Regions from separate parts of the Homo sapiens genome. Here region 2 is linked to region 1. Evidence: chromatin contacts called from ENCODE Hi-C data. All regions are on one chromosome and are shown on one strand. The core of a region is the stretch at or near the end of the contact, and the rest is flanking DNA. Distances in the headings are between cores, read along the strand shown.

Region 1 (4,006 bases), core at 941-3,440:
TATTTTTCCAAGGAAGATACACAAATGGCCAATAAGAATGTAAAAATATGCTTGAAGTCATCAGTCGTTAGGGAAATGCAAATCAAACTAGAATAAAGTACCACTTCACATCCATGTTAGAGAGAATGTGGAGAAATTGGAACCCCATAGGCTGCCAGTGGGATGTAATATGGTACAGCCACTGTGAAAAAGTCAGGCATTTCATCAAAGGGTTAAACATAGAGTTGCCACAGGACTGAGGAATTCCGTTCTTAGGTATAAATCCCAAAAAACTGAAAACAGATATTAAAAAAAAAAACCTGGCACATGAATATTCGATGGTAGGATTATTTAGAATAGCCAAAAGGTGGGAACAACCCAAATGTCCCTCAATGAATGAATGGATAAACAAGATATGGTCTATCCATATGATGGAATAGTATTCAGCCACAAAAAGGAATGAAGTACTGATACTTGCTACAGTGTGAATGAACCTTGAAAACATTATGCTAAGTGAAAGCAGCCAGTCACAAAAATGCACATATTATATGATTTCATGTATATGAAATGTTCAGAATAGGGAAATTTATAGAGACAGAAAGTACATTAATGGTTGCCAAAGGCTGGAGGAACATGGGATAGAGAGATGATAGCTAAAAGGTTCTGGGTTCCTTTTTTTAAAAAATATATATACATATTTTATTATACTTTTAGTTCTAGGGTACCTGTGCAGAACGTGCAGGTTTGTTACATATGTATACGTGTGCCATGTTGGTGTGCTGCACCCATTAACTCGTCATTTACATTTACATTAGGTAAATGTAATCCCTCCTAATGCTATCCCTCCCCCCTCCCCCCACCCCTCTGGGTTACTTTTTGAAGTGATAAAAATGTTATAAAATTAACTGTGGTGATAGTTGTATATATCTGTGAGTATATTAAAAACCTATGCTAAGAATTGTTCACTTTAAATGGGTGAATTGTACAGTATGTGAATTTTCATGTTAATGAAGCTGATTTTTTTTAAAGAGTAAGGCAACGATAAAAGATTACACATAGAAGGCCGGGCGCGGTGGCTCACGCCTGTAATCCCAGCACTTTGGGAGGCCGAGGCGGGCAGATCACAAGGTCAGGAGATCGAGACCATCCTGGCTAATACAGTGTAACCTTATCTCTACTAAAAATACAAAAAATTAGCCGGGCGTGGTGGCGGGCACCTGTAGTCCCACCTACTCGGGAGGCTGAGGCAGGAGAATGGCATGAACCCGGGAGGTAGAGGTTGCAGTGGGCCGAGATCGCGCCACTGCACTCCAGCCTGGGCGACAGAGAGAGACTCTGTCTCAAAAAAAAAATAAAATAAAATTACACATAAAAAATACAAAGGATATGAAGAGACAATTCCCAGAAGAGGAAATGAAATGGTCAATACACAAGACTTGGTATTGACCTCATCAGTAGTCAGAGAAATGTAAAAATAAAGCAATGAGACATATTTTTATTTAACTAAATTCTATTGAGAAGAATTAAGAAAGAATAAAACATACATATGATGCTTGAAATAATGCAGAGCGATGGTCTTTTCACACATTGCTGGGTAGAATTTAAACTGTTAAATAGTTTTGGAAAGTAGAATGCCCATGTCCGTTAAATTTAAAATACTTATACTCTTTGAATTCATGGCCCCTTTTTTAAGACTGTAGCTCACAGAAATAAAATACTTGTGGCTACACTTTAAAATAAGTTATGACAAAAGGGAAATTAGGTGGAAATGGAAAGATATTTATGTTGCTTTATTAATTGCAAAAAGCAATTATTAATTGAAAGTAAGGCCCCAGTTTAATTTTTGTAAAAACAAACAGCAATAAATGCATATAGGAATACAAACACATATAATATTTGTGTGTTTATGTGAGCATGGAAACACTTGTAGACTAATATATAATTATGTGCCTTCCCTTTTTTGTGCAGTTTTGTATTGCTTTGCTAGTTTCAATGAAAAGGTATGACATTGGCAGTTTGAACGACAGAGAACAGTTTTAATGAACAGAGGGTGGGTGGGGTAGTTAGAAAGGGAGGGATCGCGCTAATGTTGCAGCCATTTTGTGTGCGCTCCTCTTACAGATAGTGCGGCGGCCCAGGCGTCGCGTCTACGCGGGGGATTACAGTAACCCGGTTGTCAGTGATGAGTCAGAGTGCGTGGTGCTGATGCTGCTGCCATTTCATCACCTTTGCGAGCGCAGCATCCATCCCTCCGCTCTCCCGGCGCCTGGGCCTACCCAGCTTCGGGCTCCCAGGCCAGCGATGCGCTCGCGGCTGAGCTAGATCCTGCCGAGCCGCGCTCTCTGAGGCGTCGGCGGGGCGCCCCCTCCCGCCGTCCCCGGTCCGGGCCAAGGAGACCTGCAGAGCCGCGGCCATGGAGGCCATCTGGCTGTACCAGTTCCGGCTCATTGTCATCGGGGATTCCACAGTGGGCAAGTCCTGCCTGATCCGCCGCTTCACCGAGGGTCGCTTTGCCCAGGTTTCTGACCCCACCGTGGGGGTGGATTTTTTCTCCCGCTTGGTGGAGATCGAGCCAGGAAAACGCATCAAGCTCCAGATCTGGGATACCGCGGGTCAAGAGAGGTTCAGGTGGGAGCGCAGTCCGGGCCCGCAAGCAGTGGGAGGGTCTTCGGGGTTTGCACCGCCTCTGGGGAGAGAGGACTTCCTGGTTCTAGGTGCGGTCCAGGAGGGCAACACCAAGGGTCTTGAGGATTCTGCCGAAGCCCACCTTCGGCTAACCCGGAGTTTAGTGCAAGGAAAGAAGCGCCCTGGCAGGGAAGGCCGGTCAATAACACATATTGCTTGCACCACAACTCCACCAACCTGCCCTTTGGTGGCTAACAAACTAGCTGGAATTGATCTCTGTATCTGTAATTCATCAATCTCAGTCCCTATGTTACATACTTTCAAAAACGTTCCCAGGTCATCCTAACATAACTGACAGAGATTTAAATACATAAATACATGTGTATTATGTTTTATTTCCACATCTGTGTGTGTGCACATATATATGCTAACATATGTTCTAACATGAAATAGATACGATTGATTCCTTCTTGCAACCAGCACACATTCAGTGATCATCTACTATGTGCCAGACTCTGGGCTTGTTCCTGGGAAAACAGTGTGAGGAGACTCACACAAGGGGATGCCATGTAATCTAAACAGACAAAGCCCCTTCATTCTTGGAACTTCTGTGCTAACATAGTTGAGGGAAATAGATAATCAGCAATTACGAAAGTGTGTCTTGCTCATATTTGTATGCCCACTCCCTACTGTAACACTTGGCACAAAATGAACATGCTTAATTTCAATCAATGAATTCATTGAATAATCAATGAATATGTTTACTTTCACTCAGAACCCTTTGCTTTTCTATTGTAGCATGTATTATTTGTAATTATATGTATGAACACAGAGGAGGAAAGGTTAACTGGAGAAGATGAGACCGGATGAGTATGACTGCCTAAGCAAAGACAGGAAACGCCCAGGGATAGGAAACAGCATGAATAAAGACAGAAGTGAGAGGGAGCAGAGTGTACACAGAAAACTTTGCAGAGAACAATTTGAACTAAAGTAGAGCAGCAGGAACCAGATCAAGAAAACTCAATAGCCCAAGTTTATGATCATTTACTCATTTATCTATTGAAAACTAACTAAGCATAGAAGATACTGGTTGGGTAATTGAAGAGGGGTAAGGAGAAGAAATAATTACAAACTTAAGTTACCTCCAGCTCCCCACTTCCACAAACACCACTGTGGAAAATATCCTTGTACAGGTTCACTTTGAACTTGCGATTGCATTTCTCCTAAGCAAAGAAAGGTATCTTTTATGTGTTTGTTGGAATTTCTTTCTATATGAACAGCCTGTTCATATCCACTGCTTATTTATTTATTGGGCAATATGGACTTGTAAGAGTACTTTATAGATTAAGAATATTAACCCTTTCCTGTCATGTATGTTGTAAGATATATTCCTAGTTTATCA
Region 2 (3,999 bases), core at 291-2,790, 280 kb after region 1:
AATAAATGATAAAATAGTCTAGTATCAACATGTATATGTATATATAAGTGTGTATACATATATATATATATTTTTTTTTTTTTTTTTTTTGAGACGGAGTCTTGCTGTCGCCCAGGCTGGAGTGCAGTGGCGCAATCTCAGCTCACTGCAGGCTCTGCCCCCCGGGGTTCACGCCATTCTCCTGCCTCAGCCTCCCGAGTAGCTGGGACTACAGGCGCCCGCCACCTCGACTGGCTAATTTTTTGTATTTTTAGTAGAGACGGGGTTTCATTGTGTTAGCCAGGATGGTCTCGATCTCCTGACCTCGTGATCCACCCGCCTTGGCCTCCCAAAGTATATATATATATTTTTTGAGACGGAGTCTTGTTCTGTCACCCAGGCTGGAGTGCAGTGGCACAATCTGAGCTCACTGCAACTTCCCCCTCTTGGGTTCAAGCGATTCTCCTGCCCCAGCCTCCCAAGTAGCTGGGATTACAGGCATGTGCCACCACGCCCACCTAATTTTTGTAGTTTTAGTAGAGATGGGGTTTCACCATGTTTGCCAGGCCGGTCTTGAACTCCTGACCTCGTGATCTGCCCGCCTTGGCCTCCCAAAGTGCTGGGATTATAAGTGTGAGCCACTGCATCCGGCCATCTCCATATATTTTTTGCATTCATAACATACCTTTTTCTTAATTTTTTTGATATTTTTACCCTATGTGGTCCATCTGACAGTTTTTTCAAATTGTCATAAATTTCCAAAAAAATCTCACTATATTTATTGAAAAAAAACTGCATATAAGTGGACTCATGCAGTTCAAACCTGTATTGTTCAAGAGTCAACTGTGTGTTTTAAAGCAGATTTTAACATCAAGAAATGATAGAAAAATGATAAGAATTAAAAGAGATAAATATTCATATTAGAATTGCCCATCAGGAGCTTCTGAGTAGCTGAACGCATGGAGGTTCCTGGAGAGTGGCTGGCCCCATGCCCCTTCCCACATACCCTTCCTTATATATGCATCTCTTCCATCTGGCGTTTATAAGAAAAGGTGCTGACTGCTGAATTATAAGGACACTGTGGTCTACTAGATAAAGGTTGAGGAGAGGGGTTTGGGCTTCTATTGTCTTCTTTCCGGGCCTTCATCTCCTGCTTGTGATTAAGTAGTGCATGCTGAGTGGAGCAAAGTGGTGGAATAGGACTCTTCAGCAATAATCTCCTCACAGAAACATCAAGGTAACAACTCGATGCGTGAAATTACCTTCAGAAGAGTTAAGAAAACCTGAACCCATGAGCAAGACTGTGAAGCCCTTTTGGACTGCAAAGACGAGTAAAACCATAGTTGCACATAAAGGGGATTGGTTCTTTATGACTGAGACCCCACCCGCAAGCCACTGCAGTACCACAGGCGGAAAGTCACCATGGACCCACGGTTTTTACACCGGAAAACTCTCCCGTATGGCCTGAGTGCCCTCTGTGGATCTCCACTAATTAGTAGCAGAGCCAGCATGAGACTTGCGTCTAACCTGGGCTCAGGGCGCCCTCTCGTGCTAAAAGGAAATACAACAGCCAGTCCTTTCACTTTCTTTTTGATATGGTCTCTGTTGCCTAGGTTGGAGTGCAGTGGTGCGATCATAGATTACTGCAGTCTTGAACTCCTGGCTGGGCTCACACGGTCTTCCCACCTCAGCCTCCAGAGTGGGACTACAGGTGTGTGCCACTATGCCTGGCTAAATTTTCGGGTTTTGTGTGTGGGGTGGGGAAGATTGGGGTATTGCTATGTTGCTCAGGCTGGGTCTCGAACTCCTGACCTAAAGCAATCCTCCAGCCTCAGCCTCCTAAAGTGCTAGGTTACAAGTATGAGCCACCACACTCAGCCCCACTCAATTTCTAAACGAGCTCACTGAAATAGAGCAGTCACAAACAAACCCAGACTGTGAACATGAGAATAAATACCTAATTCTTCAATGTGTAGACAGGGATGCACATCTGCAAAGAATAAGAATAGCCTAAGAAAGACAGCCTCAACAAATGAACAAAAAATCGTGCCAGTGACTAATCCTAAAGACATGCAGGTGAATGATCTGGTAGACAAAGAATTCAAAATAGCTATTTTAAGAAAACTCAACAAACTTTTATAAAACACAGAGAAACAATTCAGAAGTTTATCAAAGAAATTTAACAGAGAAATTGAAGGAATAAAAAAAGTCAGAAATCCTGGAACTGAAAAGTATAATAAAAAATGACACATGCAATACAAGACATCAGCAACAGAATTGATCAGGCAGAAGAAAGGATCAGCAAGCTCAAAGACAGGTTATCCAAAAATACAATCAGGAGGGGCTTCAGGATGGTTGACTAGATGCATCTAGTGTTCATCCCTTCCATGGAGAGGAACCAAAGTAGCAAGTAGATAATTATACTTTGAATAGGTCATCTAAGAGAGAACACTGGAATTCAACAGAGCAGTGACAGGAAGCATTGAAAGCAAGGGAGGAGAGAGAAATAAGGCCTGTTTGCCTGGGATTGGCTGGGAGTCTGGAACAGCTTCCTAATGTGGGGAAAAGGTAAGAGACCCTTAGTGTTCCTCATTTTCACCAAGGACTCTTGCAATCCTAGCCACAGGAGAGCGCCTTATTCCTTGACAGCACAGAGACTAGCATAGGGAGTTGCCTAAAGACCGTGTGAAGGCATTGCAACAGAGAGCTCACGCTGGATTCTGCAATTCTCCCAAGCAGCTGCAGCACAGCACCATTTTGAGAACACAGCCCACACATCCTGCCCTGCTATGATGGCCGTGACTTAGGCAGGAGCCCTGAGCAGTGATCCTGCCCCACCCAGCAGAGGAGTGCCCATGCATTTTCACATATTCCAAGAACAAATTCCACTACCTACAACCACTGCTGCTGCAGGCTGCTGTGGGGCCAAAACACTAGTGAACCTTGTGCTCCCAAGCTACCTGCCTACAGCTACTCCCTGAGAAAGCAACCCCACCTTCACCAAGAGCAGGGCTATAGCACAGCTACTGCTGCACCCCAACCTGAGCATTTTGCTAGTGACCTCGGTATCACCCCACCCCTGCATAGCACAACCAGCACCTCACACACCACCAAGGAGCCTGAGGGCAGGTTCACGTAGCCCAGCTCTACCTGCCCCCAGTACCCAAGCATATCATCCAGGGGCCTAGGGATCACTTAGCCCTGTCCACCACTGGTGGCACCTGAGCACCTCCTGGGGTCTGAGGTCAGGCCCACTCAACCTGCCACTACTGCCACAGTTAGCACTCACTGCATGCACCACTTGAGGGTCTGGAGACTGGCCATGCGATCCATAGCAGCCACAACCAACGCCAGCACAGACCACTTGAGATTCAGGTTGTTTCATTGCTATGATTGCCATCAACCATGCCACTTTGCTGCCCAGGAACTTGAGAACCCACCCACCCATGTGATCCATCAATACCACTTCTGGCACCCAAGTAAACCACTTGGAGGCCCACAAATCAACCTGCCTGGACCTAAAACCAGTGCAATCATATGCCACCATGGTACACCAAAGACAAGCACACTCAGCCCACTGCTGCCACCATTGGGGCCTGAAGACAGGCCTACCTGGCATCCCACTTCTCAGAAAAACTTCACCACAGCCTCCACTAATAACCACACCCTAAGCCACTGAGAAAATCACAAATATCACTGATGCTGTTTAGAATCTTATACAGAGGCTACTACATTCACCGAGAATCAAAACCGAAGTGCTCTACCCAAGCAACACCACAGATACATCTTCAGGAAAAAGTTCTTTCCTACAAAAGCAAATTTTAAAAATTGGAAAAAGTGATTATTACACCAGATGTGCAGATATCAATGTAAGGACACAGGAAACATGAAAAATCAAGGAACTATGACACTCCAAAGGAGCACAATAATTCTGTAGCAAGAGATCCAAATAAAAAAAATTTAAGATGGGTACAAAAAAATAGAAAGAATGAATAAGACCTGCTATTTGATAGCACAACA

What was found. Hi-C counts contacts between places; a loop is a spot of excess contacts on that map. Pooled maps may share reads with other maps.
Region 2: a loop to region 1 is called in a map of naive thymus-derived CD4-positive, alpha-beta T cell, with 19 times the contacts of the local background. The contact joins the enhancer-like site here to the promoter of RAB39B in region 1. A Hi-C loop is called at or near these places in 1 of 168 maps with a recorded cell type or tissue (naive thymus-derived CD4-positive, alpha-beta T cell), 3 of 37 single-sample maps with no recorded cell type and 9 of 50 pooled maps.

What each region holds. Positions count from the first base shown.
Region 1 is chrX:155,262,675-155,266,680 of GRCh38, reverse strand. It overlaps RAB39B (RAB39B, member RAS oncogene family), which reads left to right and starts at 2,190. Exons shown (of 2, transcript NM_171998.4): 1 at 2,190-2,607. The coding sequence starts at 2,393. RefSeq lists silencers at 2,143-2,192, 2,203-2,412.
Region 2 is chrX:154,978,537-154,982,535 of GRCh38, reverse strand. The region is part of intron 6 of F8 (coagulation factor VIII); the gene reads left to right. Among named protein-coding and RNA genes, the nearest start is that of F8, 42 kb to the left of the region's middle. RefSeq lists enhancers at 1,427-1,476, 1,577-1,626. Within about 2 kb of position 1,540, at least 4 of the 41 ENCODE cell types and tissues checked have a DNase peak (open chromatin) inside an H3K27ac peak, as active enhancers do.